Regions from separate parts of the Homo sapiens genome. Here region 1 is linked to region 2. Evidence: read pairs that join two places in POLR2A ChIA-PET (ENCODE). Cell type or tissue: A673. All regions are shown on one strand. Each heading gives the region's core, and the rest is flanking DNA. Links, peaks and the distances in the headings are about the cores only. Region 1 overlaps DGUOK (deoxyguanosine kinase). Region 2 holds the start of LOC112268419 (a long non-coding RNA gene).

Evidence for each region. Peaks named below come from ENCODE experiments on the same cell type or tissue, not always from the same donor. Only the 100,000 strongest peaks of a DNase experiment are listed, where the experiment ranks them.
Region 1: POLR2A ChIA-PET joins it to region 2 with 10 read pairs; 5 of 35 experiments call an interaction of 5 or more read pairs at or near these places.

The regions. Positions count from the first base shown.
Region 1 is chr2:73,956,150-73,964,483 of GRCh38, reverse strand. DGUOK (deoxyguanosine kinase) reads right to left here. Exons shown (of 7, transcript NM_080916.3): 5 at 7,244-7,359; 6 at 6,239-6,338; 7 at 5,538-5,774. The coding sequence ends at 5,748. DGUOK-AS1 (DGUOK antisense RNA 1) reads left to right here. Exons shown (of 2, transcript NR_104030.1): 2 at 6,277-6,517. Among named protein-coding and RNA genes, the nearest start is that of DGUOK-AS1, 21 kb to the left of the region's middle. In A673, for the core only: no CTCF peak of the experiment used is centred there; no DNase peak of the experiment used is centred there.
Region 2 is chr2:73,855,832-73,864,110 of GRCh38, reverse strand. It overlaps STAMBP (STAM binding protein), which reads right to left. Exons shown (of 10, transcript NM_213622.4): 8 at 4,745-4,857; 9 at 3,960-4,059; 10 at 1-1,908. The coding sequence ends at 1,852. It overlaps LOC112268419 (a long non-coding RNA gene), which reads left to right and starts at 7,134. Exons shown (of 3, transcript XR_007087106.1): 1 at 7,134-7,490. In A673, for the core only: no CTCF peak of the experiment used is centred there; no DNase peak of the experiment used is centred there.

The sequences.
Region 1 (8,334 bases), core at 105-8,104, 100 kb before region 2:
CAACCACAATTTCCACTACACCTTCAACTAGAGAGACAGAAACAGGTGCAGAGAAGATTTGAAAGATTTCAGAGATGAATAGGCAGAATTTGTTGAGAATGAGTGTAAGTGGGGGGTCAAAGATAACACCAAGGTTTTTAATGTGGCCAACGGGGTGAATGGAGAAGCAGGGGAAATGGCTTTGCTGGCTGGGTTGGGGTAGGGTTGGTGGTGGGTATGCGGGTGGGGAGAACTGTTTTGTACCCATTGAGCATAAGGGATCCGGGTTGTGAAATCCATAGTTTGATATAGCTCTAGCTTTAAAAGACATCCTCCTGTTTGGGATTTGCTTCAGAATAATGAGAGTGGGGGTAGGCTGTAGGTGAAACCAGATTGGTTCTGAGTAGATAACCGAAGTGGGTGAGAAAGTCGAAGTTGGCGAGAAAGTCGAAGTTGGCGAGAAAGTCGAAGTTGGCTCATGCTAAGAAGGTAAAAAGCTGCCCTGCGACTCAACAGGCTGGGAGGACATTACACAGCTAAAGCCAGTCACAAAAGTTACCATGAAACAGTATTTCTCCCACGAGCACGTTGTAGCCGTAAAGTGTCATAATGACCCCTTTCCTTGTGTGACTACTGCTTTCTGACTCATAGAGAAACCTTGTTCTTTAAAATCATGAACTATCAGAAACTTTGCTGTGTGAAATGTTAAATGTTATCAGTAAAAACTTTGCTGTGTGAAATGTTAAATGTTATCAGTAAAAATTCCTTTTTTTTTTTTTTTTGGCCAGAAGATTCTAAGTCACTTTGACACAGAGAAGTTGTCTTGGTTTCCAAGCCAGGTTCAGAGTTTCACGTAAGGAGCTTCTGAACACAAATTCCATGTTTGTCTTAACTTTGTACTTTCTAGGGAAACAAACCTGAGTTCACCGAACAGTTCAGAACAGACTCCTTTATACACAGTCCTGCTTTGCTTTGCACCTATCCAAACAATGCTTCATTCAATTTTACCAAAACTCTAGTTTTCCTTAAAATCCTGTAACGGTATATTTTCCTGTTTGGTGAGATGCCCCACAGTTCCTCTGGTATGTGGTCTTCCTCATTGCAATCTGACCTTCTCAAACTCAAGGTTCGTTTCTGGTGATCTTAGGCTGATTGGGCTAGAATGTGGGTATGGGGGTACAGGGGTGCTTGATACCATTCCCTCTTGCATATGATTCACATTTTCCATAAAATTTCCAAGTTCATAAGAAGTCTTCACCCCATGAGAATAGTAGGAGCCATGATAGTGTTTGAGATCTGCGGAAAGCAGAATAGCAGCCTCCCTCCCACCCCGCAGCTTAGATTTCCCAGAGGGGGCCAGTGTAATCACGTGGGTCCTTGAAAGCAGAGAAGGATTCCTGGCTGTGGTTAGAGATGCAACACTACTGGCTTTGAAGATGAAGGGGCCACAAGCCAAGGAATGTGGGCAGCTTCTAGAAGACAGAAAAGGTAAAGAAACGGAGTCTCCTCTAGAAACTCCAGAAAGAAAAGCAGCCCTGTTGATAACTTGATTTTGTCCCAGTGAGACCCATGTCAGAGTTCTGACCTCCAGAGCTGTAAGATAATAAATGTATGCTGCTTTAAGCTGTTACATTTGTGGTAATTTGATAATGGCAGTGATAGAAAACAAATCCAAGATCACGCAGAGGGAGTGGACGAAGACAGAAATGAGCCAAGGGTACCTTGGGGACACCAACACTTTCGAGGAAAAGAGAAAAAGATGGCAGCCCAGGAAGCAGAAGGGGAGGCATCAAATGTAGGGGAGCCAGGAGAGACCCATGAAGGAGAAAGTGGTTCAGAAAATGTAAACTGCTATTTAAGTGAGGGCTGAAGAAGGTTAAATAGTATTAAAATTTTAAAGTGCATGTTATTTCGTTGCATCACTTCCTCTGTGATTCTGGTATTTGCATATAACAAACAATCTCTTTTACTTGAAATTATCACCTTCTGAGAGTTTGAGAACTTTCACAACCTTGATCCTTGTTATAAACCCATCAAGGTAATATTCAGGTTCCAGAACAGCAGGTTTTACCACATCGTAAGCCAGAAAGAAATGCAGCTATTTCTTATGTGTTAATCCAAATTTTTTGACGCTGGGAGTTGGCCTAAACCAAGAATAACAGCCATCCAGACTGGCCTGAGTGTAGAGTAGGGACCGTTTTAGTGTGACCTCCACTCTCTAGCGTCCACTTTAAAAACCCACGGTGCCCAAGGTTTCAGCCTGCCTTCCTGTGGTCCTAATCTGCACACTTACAGGCTCCACCCAGACCTACTTGTCCCTCCCCCACAATTTAAGATTCAAAATTACTGCTGCTCATTAATATGTTTACTCTCTACAGATGATCTCGGCTACAAATTTGGAAAATGACAAATATCACCTAGGTTACACTGTTGATGGCCCGCACTATCCTAGAGGATATTTACTTTTTTTTTTTTTGAGACAGAATCTCGCTCTGTCACCCAGGCTAGGGGGCAGTGGTGCAATCTCGGCTCACTGCAGCCTCTGCCTCCCAGTTCAAGCAATTCTTCTGCCTCAGCCTCCCGAGTAGCTGGGACTATAGGCCTGCACTACCATGCTCAGCTAATTTCTGATTTTTAGTAGAGATGGGGTTTCACCTTGTTGGCCAGGCTGGTCTCGAACTCCTGACTTCAAGTTATCCGCCCGCCTCGGCCTCCCTAGGTGCTGGGATTACAGGCTTGAGCCACAGTGCCCAGCCAACGTTTACTTTCTAAAAGGCAATATTTACCAATAGAGATGCTGAATTTGTAGACTTTCAGGCTTTAAAACTAGGTGAAGAGTGTAGTGGCTTACATCTGTAATCCTAGCACTTTGGAAGGCTGAGGCAGGAGAATCACTTGACACCAGAAGTTGGAGACCAGCCTGGGCAACATAGTGAGACAGTCTCTACTAAAAATAAAATAATTAGTGGGCGCGGTGGTGTGCACCTATAGTCTCAACTACTCAGGAGGCTGAAGTAGGAGGATGGCTTGAGCCCAGGAGTTCAAGGCCGCAGTGAGCTGTGACTGCACCACTGCACTCCAGCCTGGGCAACACAGTGAGACTGTTGTGGGGGAAGAAAGGAACGAAGTACTGATACATGTTACCACTTGGATGAACTTTGAAAACATTATGCTCAGTTAAAAAAAAAAGTTACAGGAGACAACATAGTATGATTCTATTCATATGAAATTGCAGGAATAGGCAAATCTACAGAGACAAAAGTAGACTGGTTGTTGCCTAGGGCTGGGAGTTGGCAGCAGGGAAACTTGGGGGAGATGGGGTATGGGCTTTCTTTTTGGGGTGATGAAAATGTTCTGGAATTGTGGTATTGGTTATACAGCCCCATGACTACTATACTACAAACTATTGAATTGTATACTTTATTTTTTGTTTTTATTTATTTATTTATTGAGATGGAGTTTTGCTCTTGTTGCCCAGGCTGGAGTGCAGTGGTGCGATCTTGGCTCACTGCAACCTCTGCCTCCTGGGTTCAAGCGATCCTCCTGCTCTGCCTCCTGAGTAGCTAGGATTACAGGCACACACCACCACACCCGGCTAATTTTTTGTATTTTTATTGGAGACGGGGTTTCACCATGTTGGCCAGGCTGGTCTCAAACTCCTGACCTCAGTTGATCCACCTGCCTCAGCCTCCCAAAATGCTGGGATTACAGGCGTGAGCCACCACGCCTGGCCTGTACACTTTATTTTTAAGAGATAGAGTCTCGCTCTGTCACCTACAAGTGCAGTGGCAGGATCATAGCTCACTGCAGCCTCCTGGGTTCAAGCGATCCTCCCACCTCAGCCTCCCAAGTAGCTAGGACTACAGGCTCACTCCACCACACCTGGCTTATTTTTTTAATTTTTACTTTTTTGGAGAGCTGGCCTCTCGTTATGTTACCTAGGCTGGTCTCAAACTCCTGGCCTCAAGCAATTCTCTTACTTTGGCCTCTCAAATCTCTGGGATTACAGGTGTGAGCCACTGTGTGTGGCCTGAATCGTACAGTTTAGATGAGTGAATTGTATAATATGTGAATTATGTATCAATAAAGCTATTAAAATGTTTTAAATAAGTAGGATAAGGAAATTGCCATACTTTTATATTAAAACATTACTTTTTTTTTTTTTTTTTGAGACAGAGTTTCGTTCTTGTCGCCCAGGCTAGAGTGCAGTGGTGTGATCTCAGCTCACTGCAACCTCCGCCTCCTGGGTTCAAGCGATTTTCCTGCCTCAGCCTCTCAAGTAGCTGGGATTACAGGCATACACCACCACGCCCGGATAAATTTTGTATTTTTGGTAGAGATGGGGTTTTGCCATGTTGCCCAGACTGGTCTTGAACTGCTGACCTCAGGTGATCCACCTGCCTTGGTCTCCCAAAGTGCTGGCATTACAGGTGTAAGCCACCTTGCCTGGCCTATGTATTTGTTAGAAACCAATCTCACATTCATTTCCCCAAAGCATAAAGGACAGAAACACAGATTTCTGTCTTCTGGGGCACTCTTACGTCCCCAGATCATTCATCTTCCTGTGTACCTGCAGAACCGTCAAGGGTTCAGTGCAGATCTGCTCCTGTGAATCATGGACCTGCAGGCTTCTGGCAATGGAGCACTTCAATCCTATAGAGCCATGTATTTTTCTTCCCTTAACAATAAATTCTATTTGAAGGGTAAAGAGCACAACAAAAAATTTTTTTTTTTTTTTTCCTGCACAGAGAGATCCACTCCATTAACGTTATCTGGAAGTCATTGGGTAAGGTATTTAGACAAAGATAGAGTGCCGGGCGGGCCAATCTTAAATGTCAGATGCTTAACTTTTGGGTTCTTGCTGTTTTCTACCTTTTTCTTTTGGCCAGGTTCTTTAGCTCTAGGACAAGGGTTTAAGTTCCCCACACCTGTCCCCTATGTCAAGAGTGGCAGATGGGAAGAGATAAAGAAGCTTCCTGGAGTTCATGCTCCATTTCCTGCTCTGGGGGGCTCACATTTAAGATCCCACCCACTCTTGAGCCACTTTATTTCCCTTCTTCATGCATGGCAGGTAGGGCTTGGGTTAGAGTTCTGGGAGCAATTTGAAAATTGCTAGTTGATATGGTTAGGCTTTGTGTCCCCAGCCAAATCTCATCTTGAATTGTAATCCCCAGGTGTCAAGGGAGAGACTTGGTGGGAGGCGACTGTATCACCGGGACAGGTCCCCCATGCTGTTCTCATGGCAGTGAGCTCTCAAAAGATCTAATGGTTTTATAAGGCAGGTTTCCCTGCTCTTTCTTGCACTCGCTCATTCACCTGCCACCATGTGAGATGTGCCTGTTTCCCCTCTGCCATGATTGTAAGTTTCCTGAGGCCTCCCCCACCATGCGAAACTGTGAATCGATTAAACCTCTTTCCTTTAGAAATTACCCAGCCTCAGGTAGTATCTTTATAGCAGTGTGAAAACGGACTAATACACTAGTCTAGAGGTGAATTTAGAGCAAGCACCAAGAGATACATGCTGAAATAAATGAGCAACTGAATTAGAAAAACAAGCATAACTTAAGTAAACTTTATTTTCAAAATGCTTCAGGTACAAAAGAAAACAATGGCAAAGTCTAACAATAATTAACAAACCAGCTCTTGAGCGGCAGAGTGCTCCAGGGATGAGAGGGGCTGGGGATGGAAAGGTGGTTGGGAGACACAACATTTTTCTAGCTTCAGAAAGTCAGGGAGCCCAGATCACAGCCTGAACTTCATGGTATTGGTTACAGATTCTTTACAAAGGTGTTTACCTGTGGGAAGGAGAAAATCAGAAGTTTAATTTCACATTTTTAACAGAATTTTCAATGGTCCACCCCCAATGCATATGCAGCCAAGCCCATGAGGTTTTTGTGAGGAAAGGAAAATAATAGGCATGGAGAAGAAATGTGGGCAGCCCAGGGTCATATAGCATCAAGTGGCAGAGCTGGGAATAGAATCCAGTAGTCTCATTTCCCTAGTTTTAGGATGCCTTAGAGAAGAAAGTCAGCTGGCAAGCACATGTTACAAGTCAATTATTTAACAATTATTAGTCCAGCATACTTTAGAGAATAGGGATATTTGTAATCTGCACAAGATTCCATAGGCCTTGGAGTGTGAAATGCAATGTGAGATGCAAAGCACAAGACCCATGATATTGAACTTTGAAGCAAAGGCCAGAAAGATAAAAGTACAACAAAGGAAACCACCAGAAAACAGGAGTTAAAGTCCTTCCCACCTCTCTCATGAGGTCTTCTTGTTTGGTTACTTCCTCAGAAAAATCATCATTGACATCCAACACCAGCACTGGAATGTTCATCAGAGCCTCAAAGTGGAGCCTATAAGAAGCGTGAACGTTTGGGGGACAGAAAAAAAGAAATGTAACTTGAGTCAAGTTTCACATACTCGCCAAGTCTTACTCAGAGAACAGATCTAAATTCAACATGACTTTTCAAAGAAACTGCATGTAAACTGCATTTAAAAAAACAAATTCAATAAAGTTGGCCGGAAACAGAAAGGTTGAGGTTTCTCTTCATTCTTGAGAGTGATACTAACAAACAGTCAGAGCACCAAACATTTTAAGTGGACAACAAACCAAGCCTAAAGGGAGGACAGGCAGAAACCAGGAATGCCAACTTAGTAATACTGACAATTTCTCTAACATTTTCAGCCCTTCATGCTGAGCCAACTATCACCATCAATCACAATGTTCAGTCTAGGGAAATGTTAAGAAACAAAGAAAAAGCTGGAGAAATACAATCTAATAAAAAGGCCCTTGGAATGTAAAGATTATATTCAATATTAAACTTCTTCTGGGCATCTCACTCTGTCGCCCAGGCTGGAGTACAGTGGTGCGATCTCGGCTCACCGCAATCTTTGCCTCCCAGGTTCAAGCGATTCTCCTGCCTCAGCCTCCCGAGTAGCTGGTATTACAGGCGCCTGACACCACACCTGGCTAATTTTTCTATTTTTAGTAGAGACAGGGTTTCACCATGTTGGCCAGGCTGGTCTTGAATCCTGACCTCAGGTGACTGCCTCAGCCTCCCAAAGTGCTGGGATTACAGGCGTGAGCCACGGTGTCCAGCAATATTAAACTTCTGAGTTGGAAAATGCTTGACATTTCCAACCATTTCCAGTATATTCTGAACCTTCCTACAGGGGGCTGCATGCTGAACTTGTTTTTAACAACTGGCTGTTGGGAGCCAGGTCTCTGTCTCTGATACATTCTTTTCTCCCCACTTACTTCGTTGTCTTGTGAATAAGCCAGGCTTCGTGTTGGCCATGCAGCTGCTCTAGATAGGCCAGCTCAATTCCTTTCTCCTCCTCCCTGGCCCTCTGGTACAGTCTCTTCAAACAAACCTAAAAGACAGTCCCCAAGCCCTGATGAGCTCTTTGCTGTTTTGGCTGCTACAATGCAGTCTTCGGGGGCTCTGAGGCCCACCCATAATGTCTATCTTGGGCATTACAAGCCATGCCTTTGCTTCTGCTGTCTTGTTTTCTTATGCAATCAGAGGATCTACACCATTCTTTTCCCATCTCCACCTTAAACCTGCTCTTCCTCTGAAGTATCCTAAGTCGGTTAATGATGAACATCATCCATCCAGTCATCCAAGCCACGGACCTGGAATTTTCCTTGTTTTTCCTTCTCCCTACTATATCTGGGAAGTCACTCAATTCTCTTTCATCTCTCTAGAATGTTCTCTCCTTGCCTCTCCTCTCACCTCTGCCCTGGTCGGGTCCTCTTTACTTCTTACCTGGATTATGGCAAGAGCCTTCTGGTTCTGCCTCCTGGAGGCAGGGAAGCATATGGACAGAGTACAGGCCTTAAGGTCAGAAAGTCCAGGAGTAAATTCCTGCCTTCATAAGGTACTAGCAGTGCAGTCCTTGTGGGCTTCTATTTCCTCATTGTCTACCCATCCACAGGTCACTGAGGTAAGTTGTATTGAGCTCCTGGCAAAAGCTGTTCCCTCCTTCCAGTTTTTCCCCTTCACTCCACCCGTCTGTAGTACGGCAATATAATGACATGACTTTCCTTGCTGAAAATACTTCACAGGCTCTTTACCGCCTACAGCCATAGCCCCAGGGTTCAAAGCAGTATGTATGAATAGCATTGCATTTATAAAATGTTAGGTAATTTGAAATATCTCTTTCATGTCATACCAAACATTCACTCAGGAATAGAATGTAAAATTTGCACAGGTCAAAGATAAAACAAAGAAGTGGAAAAACAAGTGAGGCTTGAGACTAACTCTCCTCCCCCGCTGCTTTGCAGAGTGTACATAATTCTATTCTGCATTCATCTGGTAGTGAAGTTTGATGCACACTGGCTCAGAA
Region 2 (8,279 bases), core at 280-8,279:
CTAGAGATTCAGCTTTAATTGGTGGGGGGTAGAACACAGGCATCAGTATTTTTTAAATTGCTCCCTAGATATTTGAATATATAGCCAGGGGTAAGAACTTTAAGTGGAAAGTTCTGACTAAAAGCTAAATTTAGATTTTCAGCAATGGGAAGCTATTGCAGGTTTTTGAGCAAGAGAGAAAACATGAACATGGCTGGAATGTGAGAAGCTTCTCCTGATCAAAGTGTGCAGAACAGACTGGAATGAAGAAATGCTAAAAACAAAGAGACTTGGTAAAAGCCAACGGCTACAGTCGAAATAAAAGGTAAGAAAGCCCTAAGCTAAGTGGTAGACAAAGAATGGGAAGAAGGGGATGGATTTCCCAAAAGCAGAGGACTGGGCAATTTCAGGACTGTTTAGAGCAAGGTGGAACAGCCAGGCTGCTCTGGGCTGCAGCAGGAAATGGCTTGTCCAAGCCCAGCTGGCCCCCAGACCCACCCATACCAAAACAGCAAAGAAGGAATTTCCACTATATGGGGAATTAAGAACCCAAGAGAAGAAAAAGAATATAGAGAACTGGGCTCTTTCAGGGGACAAGTTCAAGGACCACTAACCTAAGCAATAAAGACTGAGACAAAATTTAAAAATGAAGAAAACTTTATGCATTCACAGATTCTCCCTCCCCCACCTAGAATTCTGATAAAGAATAAATCACTCTTCTCCTAGCCAAAGTATTTACTCTCCTGCCCTCACTCGAGGTGTCACAAATGACACCATTATTTCTAGGCCACCTAGAACACCAGGCTCAGCTCACAGAAAATTGCAGTAACAATTGCTGCTTCAAGCGTTTTCCTAGGTATTGCCTTAGTCAGAAAAGAACAGCCAACACAATGAAATTGGTAGGGTGGGGTGGCTGGGAAATGTAATCATTTATTGGAGTGTAACCTGGTACTCCAAACAAAGGCTTCATTATCCTCAGCCAAAAGCATGGAGGGCATAAGGAGGAAGTGAATGGTTGACCCATTTGAGACAGCACCAAAAGAACAGAGATGACTTCACAACACCTCTGGAAGATGGCAACAGGCAGATAAAAAACAAGGAGTAATTAAAAGTGAACTGGGACACACCATCAGTGTCAGTATATCTCAAATTCCATTTTTCCTTCACCTTTCCAAAACAACCATACCTTTTTTTTAACCTGTTTATACAATGCTTGATCAAATGGATCACTCTGAAGCACAAAAACATAAGTTAATTGTTACTTTATTGTAGAGGAAAAATATCCTGAAATATTTATTAAATAACAATAATTCCTGACAAAATCATTCTTCGGGATGTGTTAGCCAAACAATCTGGTCAAATGGAGTAAGCTGTCCCTCACCCCAGTAATAAGCTCCATTCATATTGCCATAAACCACAGGAAAATCCAAAAGATTTTCTAAATGGCTTCCAAATTTCTGCACAGATGCCCTTATTGAGCCCAGAGGTAAATATAAACAAATTGAAATTAGAGAGAAATTAGAAGGATAGCTGAGAGGAAAAAAATGTTAACAATTGGTGAATCCAGAAGGAAGGGTATATGGGGGTTCATTATACCATTCTTTCTTAATTTCTGAGCTACTTAATTTCTGAGTAACTTAATTTCTGAGTTACAGTTGCTTTTGGGTGACCATGTTCTCTTTCTGACTTGCCTAAAAAATATGTTCAGTTATTTCTTTTCAAACCTGAAATACAAAATCAGCTCTTTCTCAGGTGATGCCCCCCTTTCTACTATCTACAAAAACTTCCAAAGCTTTCTAGAAAGCTTAAATTAAGGGGCTACAGTACACTGATATGGTTTTGTTGTTCTTGGAAGGTGTTGGACTCAAACGCTCATCGAAGGTCTGTGATGGTCACTGCTCTGTCCACAACAGTCACGTGGCTGCAGCTCTGCAATAGGAAAAAAGAAAGGTGGAGTCCTAGAAAATTCTGAAAAGTCTTTTTTTTTTTTTTCTTCATATAGGGTCTTGCTCTGTTGCCCAGGCTGGAGTGCAGTGGCACGATCTCGGCTCACTGCAACCCCCGCCTCCTGGGTTCAAGCGATTCTTCTGCCTTAGCTTTCCCAGTAGCTGGGATTACAGGCACGAGCCACCATGCCTGGCTAATTTTGTGTTTTTAGTAGAGGTGGGGTTTCGCCATGTTGGTCAGCCTGGACTTGAACTCCTGACCTCAAGTAATCTGCCTGCCTCAGTCTCCCAAAGTATTGGGATTATAGGCGTGAGCCACCGTGCCCGGCCTGAAAAGTCATTTTAAAAAACCACTTTTTGGCTGGGTGCGGTGGCTCACGCTTGTAATCCCAGCACTTTGGGAGGCCAAGGTGGGCAGATCATGAGGTTAGGAGATCAAGACCATCCTGGCCAACATGGTGAAACCCTGACCCTACTAAAAAAAAAAAAAAAAAAAAAATTTAACCCGGTGTGGCGGCGCGCACCTGTAGTCCCAGCTACTCGAGAGGCTGAGGCAGCAGAATTGTTTGAACCTGGGGGGCAGAGGCTGCAGTGAGCTGAGATCATACCACTGCACTCCAGCCCGGCAACAGAGCGAGACTCTGTTTCAAACAAAAACAAAAACAAAAACAAAAACAAAAAAACCCTTATTTAAAATGTTCATTCTAGGCTAGTGGTTCTCAGTCTGGAAGCCAGACTGCTATTTAAGTGGTAGTTGTGGTAAGAGTCTGGGACTCATTACTACCACCAGTCCCACCTGTAGATGGAATCAGTGTTTGCCCATTTACCTTTGTTTATTTTTAAAATGTATATACATTCTAGACTCATTCTTTGATTCCTAAACTTGGGAACAAATAGTGTCATCCCTAAAATATATATTAATTTAAAAGAATTACTGAATTCATCACAGTTTTTTTAGCTATGATGTCACCCAAATAATAAAGTATACCTACTGTCACATGGTGAGAGAAGAATGCTCCCTTTTGGCATGCAACAGGGGCCTTTATAACTGAAAACATGGGCACTGGTGCCCCAGACCTTTTTTTCTGATTGTGTAGTCTTTGTTTCAACATCCTAGTACTTAGACATTCCAAGGCAGACTGATCTATTTTTGAACAGATTTGTCAGAAAGTTCTTCCTCACGCTCAGCAGAAAACCATCATTCCATGAAGTCTTTGTTTTAGTGCTAGGAGTGACGTGAAATATACCCAATCCCTTTTTTTATACTTCAACTCTTCTAACACTTGAAATCAGCTCTCAGATCCTTCCTGGGGTTTCTCTTCTAAGCATCTCCAGGTCCTTTTAAGTGTCAAGGTTCTTAGTCCCTTTTCCATATTGCTCACTTTTCTCTGAACCCAAAAGAAATAATACTCCATGGCCAGCATGGAGTAATGCAACACCATCAAATCAGCTTGCAGGGGCAAATGGAAACATACTGATCTTATCATCAACTAAACTTTTTATTCACAGACCACAACATAGGGAAAAAAGAACTTTGTAGGAAGGTCGTAAAGCCCCTATGATTTAAGCAAAATTCTACAAATATACTTAATTTACCTATCTGAAGTGGCTTCTCTTTTCCTTTGCCTTCAAATCTCTTATTGAAGTACAGGCTTAGAAAGAGACATTGATGAAAGGAAAAAGTAACATTTAATAAGCCAGCAACTGCATTACGTACTTCCTGCACATTACTTCATTTAATCATCTCAAGAACCCTATAAAGTAGGTGTTATTATTATGCCTATTTTATAGATGGGAAAACTGAGGCCCAGGAACGGTAAGTAGCCCAATCAAAGGCACACAGTGGCAAAGCTAAGATTCAAATCTATTCCTGTCCCACACTGCTTCTCATGTACGTCCTTATTATGGAGATCTGGCAAGGTAAGTGACAAAGCTGGTCTTCTGTGTGGATCAGAAAGGATGATGCATTTCATCAGCTCTGACTGTCCTCCCTGCTTGAAGCATAGCCCCATTTTCTTTTACATAGATACGTACACAGAACAGAGGTGGATCCTTGCTGTGTGGATGAAATCCTTTCTGGCGACAGGAAGAAATCTCCTCTAGTCCATGGTCAGTTAGTTTAAAGAATCCAGTTCTGAAATTTAAAAAAGGCAGGCTAAGAGTCAAGCAAAGGTGTCCCTCCATCCCAAACATATGCACGCACACACACACCAGCATGCACACTCACACAGCAGGGCAGAGGTCATTGTGAGACAGCTTCTGTAGGATGCTGCCTCACAGGTCTCTTCTCTGGTGAATGAATCACAGTTAGAGAATGACTCATTACTGCCATCACACTAGTTTTGCTGGAGAATTCATAGTAAATAATCAAAGTGGGAGTAGAGACAGGATTTGGTATGAAAAAGAAGTGCATTCTGAGATAATGTGTTTGATTTTGAAACTTTCTTATTTTTTATTTTTATTTTTTTATTATATTTTTTTATTTTTTATTTTTTATTTTTTTATATTTTATGATTTTGAAACTTTCTAATCCAACATAAAACTCTTGACATTCCTATCGCTTCAAGTCAAACACTTCAAATTTCTTGTAGACTTTTCTTAGAAAAGCAACTAAGTTGTTACTTGGATATCTTTTTGAACAAGCATGATAGATAAATCATGATATGGGGCTTAAAAGGAAGCCCTTTAGAATAACCAACTTACATTATAATCTATGTATTTTACAAAGGACAAGTCCACAAGAATAGAGACCTTTTCCCCTGAGGCTTTCTTCCCTACTACCCCCTTGAAACACCCAGAACCATGCCCTCTATACTCACTCCTGGAACTTGGGGGAGCAAACAATGGCTACTGACTCTGGCAACATCATCTGGTAAGAGCAGTGAGTGTGTAGGTCGACACTGGAGAGAAACGCGGTCTGTGTGGGGTGAGTCTGAGGAGAGAAAAAGAGTCAGAGGACTCTTAGCGAGGATATATGGTAATCCCTCCTTATTTGCGATTCCCTTTCTGAGGTTTAAAGCTATCCATATCAACTGCAATCTGAAAATATTACATACGATAACATACTTTGAGAAAGAGAGATCATCTTCACATAACTTTTATTACACTGTATTTTTATAACTGTTCTGTTTTATTATAGTTGTTGTTAATCTCTTCCTGTGCCTAATTTATAAATTAAACTTTATCGCAAGTATGCATGTATAGGAAAAAAACATAGCATATATAGGGTTTGGTACTATCTGTGATTTCAGGCATCCATTGGGGGGTCTGGGCTCATATCCCCTGAGGATAAGGGGGGGACTACTCTGACATACAACCAAGTCTGGTCTCTGAAGGAAGTAAAGCCAAACAGTTCTCAACAGCTGGTCACAATCTCCTTTGTAAGTGAGAAGCCATCTGCAACCATGAGAGGTCCACCTGAGGTTCCTAATAAGTAAGGAAGCTCCTTTCCAGCACTGTAAACAAATATTGCTTAATACCAGTATGTGAAGAGACTCATAATTTCTTTCCTTTTTTAAGTTCAAGAGACTTACTATACAACATGGTGACTACTGTTCATCACAATGTATTATACACTTGAAAACTGCTTAAGAGAGTAGATTTCAAGTGTTCTCACCACAAAAAAGTATGTGACATAATGCATATGCTAATTAGCTTGATTTTCCCATTCCACAATATATGCATACATATTTCAAAACATATAGACTATTGTTATTTGTCAATTAAAAAAAGAAAAAACAAAAACAGGCTGGGCATGGAGGCTTATGTCCGTAACCCCCAGCACTTTGGGAGGCTGAGGAGGGCAGATCATTTGAGGTCAGGAGTTTGAGACCAGCCTGGCCAACATGGTGAAACCACATCTCTCTTAAAAATACAAAAGTTGGCTGGGCGTGGTGGCGGGCACCTGTAATCTCAGCTATTCGGGAGGCTGAGGCAGGCAGATCATGAGGTCAGGAGATCAAGACCATCCTGGCTAACATGGTGAAACCCTGTCTCTACTAAAAAAAAAAAAAAAAAAAAAAAAAATACAAAACAATTAGCCAGGCGTGGTGGCACGCGCCTGTAGTCCCAGCTACTTAGGAGGTTGAGGCAGGAGAAGAGCATGAACCCGGGAGGTGGAGCTTGCAGTGAGCCGAGATCGCGCCACTGCACTCCAGCCTGGGTGACAGAGCGAGACTCCATCTCAAAAAAAAAGAAAAAGAAATAAGGAGTATAAACAATTATTGGAAACTGGAAGAGCTGTCTGTGGTGAAGGATACAATGAGAGAGGGGAAGGGGATGAAAATAACTAAATGAAATAACTTAGATTGCATTGTCCCCAGCAGAATGACAACTAAACAGATGAGGATTTGTCTGAAGAGCAATCGTGGGGAGATGCCACAAGTGGGGTGGGGGAGATTCCACTTCAGTTCCTGGGTAGGTGGATGTATGCCCTCACTTACATTGTGCAGAACCATAATTCTGAGATTCTGTAGAGTGTCTGATGAATGATAAGGTGATCTTTTTCTAATGGAAAGTAACAGCATTAAGCCCAGGCAAGCGCATGCCGTCCTAGCTCATGGTTATAGATGACATACCAAATAACCCACCCACCACATTTCATCTAATTCACTCAGACAACCTTCTCAGGGAGAGAGCTCCCAGAGGTCACCAAGGCTGTACTGGACAAAAGTAAACTGTGGACGAAGAGGCTTGGAACTTTCTGGCTTCCCTTGTTTGAAGGCAGTGGAAGATGTTAGGCAGCTTGAGCACTCAGGGGGAAGGGGGAACTGGAGTAGGCAGACAAAAAGGGAGGTAAACACAAAGGGGGAACTTTCTTCTCTGTACTACTCAAAACGGGGACTCTGATCCCACTGGTTCAGAAGATCTAGGGTACCTGATGGGTTCTGGAATTCCTGGTTGGATGAAGGACTGTAGGCGCAGAGCCTTGATGCGAGAAGGCATCAAGACATCGGGCCATTAAACAGGTAGGGTATGGAGAGGACCCAGGGACAGAACTCAAACCTTCCATCTGGGGCATCATCGGGGAAAGATACTGTTCCACAGTGTTAAAACTCAAAGACCACTGCAAAGTGGGAGAAAAACAGAATTCTGAGGCTGGAATAGACAAGGCAGAAGAATTCAATGCTGTGCCACATTCCAGTTAAACAAATTCTGACCTCACAAAAGGAAATCAAGATCTAGGTTCCAAGTGTGAAGAAAAGGCTTCCCTGGGGTTGGTGTGTGCTAGCCAGGAGATCAGTATGGTGGGTCTTGTGGGGTGTGAGAACTGGCAAGGGGAACCCCATCTCAGATGACAGCACACAGAAACTGGCTTGGAGACCTCCTTCAGGCACATACCTGCTGCACAAAGATCACCAGACAGTAGGAGTGGAGACAGGAAAAGACATTTGCATCTCAGGGTTGGAGACAGAAGAGGGGGTTGTTTGTTGATATTTCCTGCTCTAGCTCTCCTGTTCTTGAACCAAATTGGAAGAACTCAAGGACTATGATGTTGGATTCACCCAGGGATCCATGGAATCAAAGGTGTTAATGGGGTTGTCATGATGGGCATCCATGGACAAGGTAGGTGGGTGTCCTCAACAATTGTGAATGGCACTCAGTGGCCCTTGGAACTTTTGCTAGGGAATTTCTTCTATCTCCTCTAAGAAGTGTTTCTCTCTGGATGATTCAGGCTTTGGTTTTTCAAGAGACTCATAATTTCTAACTGACCATCAAGACTTATTTGGTTCCTTACAAGGTCTCTTCATACCACTGAGTCACCCATTCTGGAACAGATGGTACATACCCAATATTTCAACATGGTGGAAGTCAAGGACTTAGTAAACCACAATTAGATGAATGATTCTTCTCTCCCACAGAGGTGTTAAAAGGTCAAACATGAATCAGGTTCTATAGGCAAAGGCTGTCCTGTAGCTAAAGCATCATCCAAGGAAGATATGGGAGGTAGGGGAATACTTGAATTTCAGTTGATAGTTAAACCATACAAAGGAGACCATTCTGTTTGGAAGGAGAACACGATGCTAAAATTTGAGGTTAATCAGTTAAAATATCACCTAAATGTGCATCCCGATTATTTGTTTCCATTGTTTGTTTTATTAAGCACATATTTTATATACAAAACAGACAACTATATAATGACTTATGTTCATCTTAGAGGAGGTGTGATCTTAGGTAACAAAAATGGAAAAAGATCTAGCATGATTCAAAAAGACAACCAACCTTCACTGACAGAAAAGCACAGACAATAAAGACATGCAATTGACTAGCGTTTTCAAACCTGCTGTCCAAAAAAACAAATCTCCTGAGGAGCTTGACAAAAGCCCAGACTCCTGCACCCCACTCCTAGAAAGA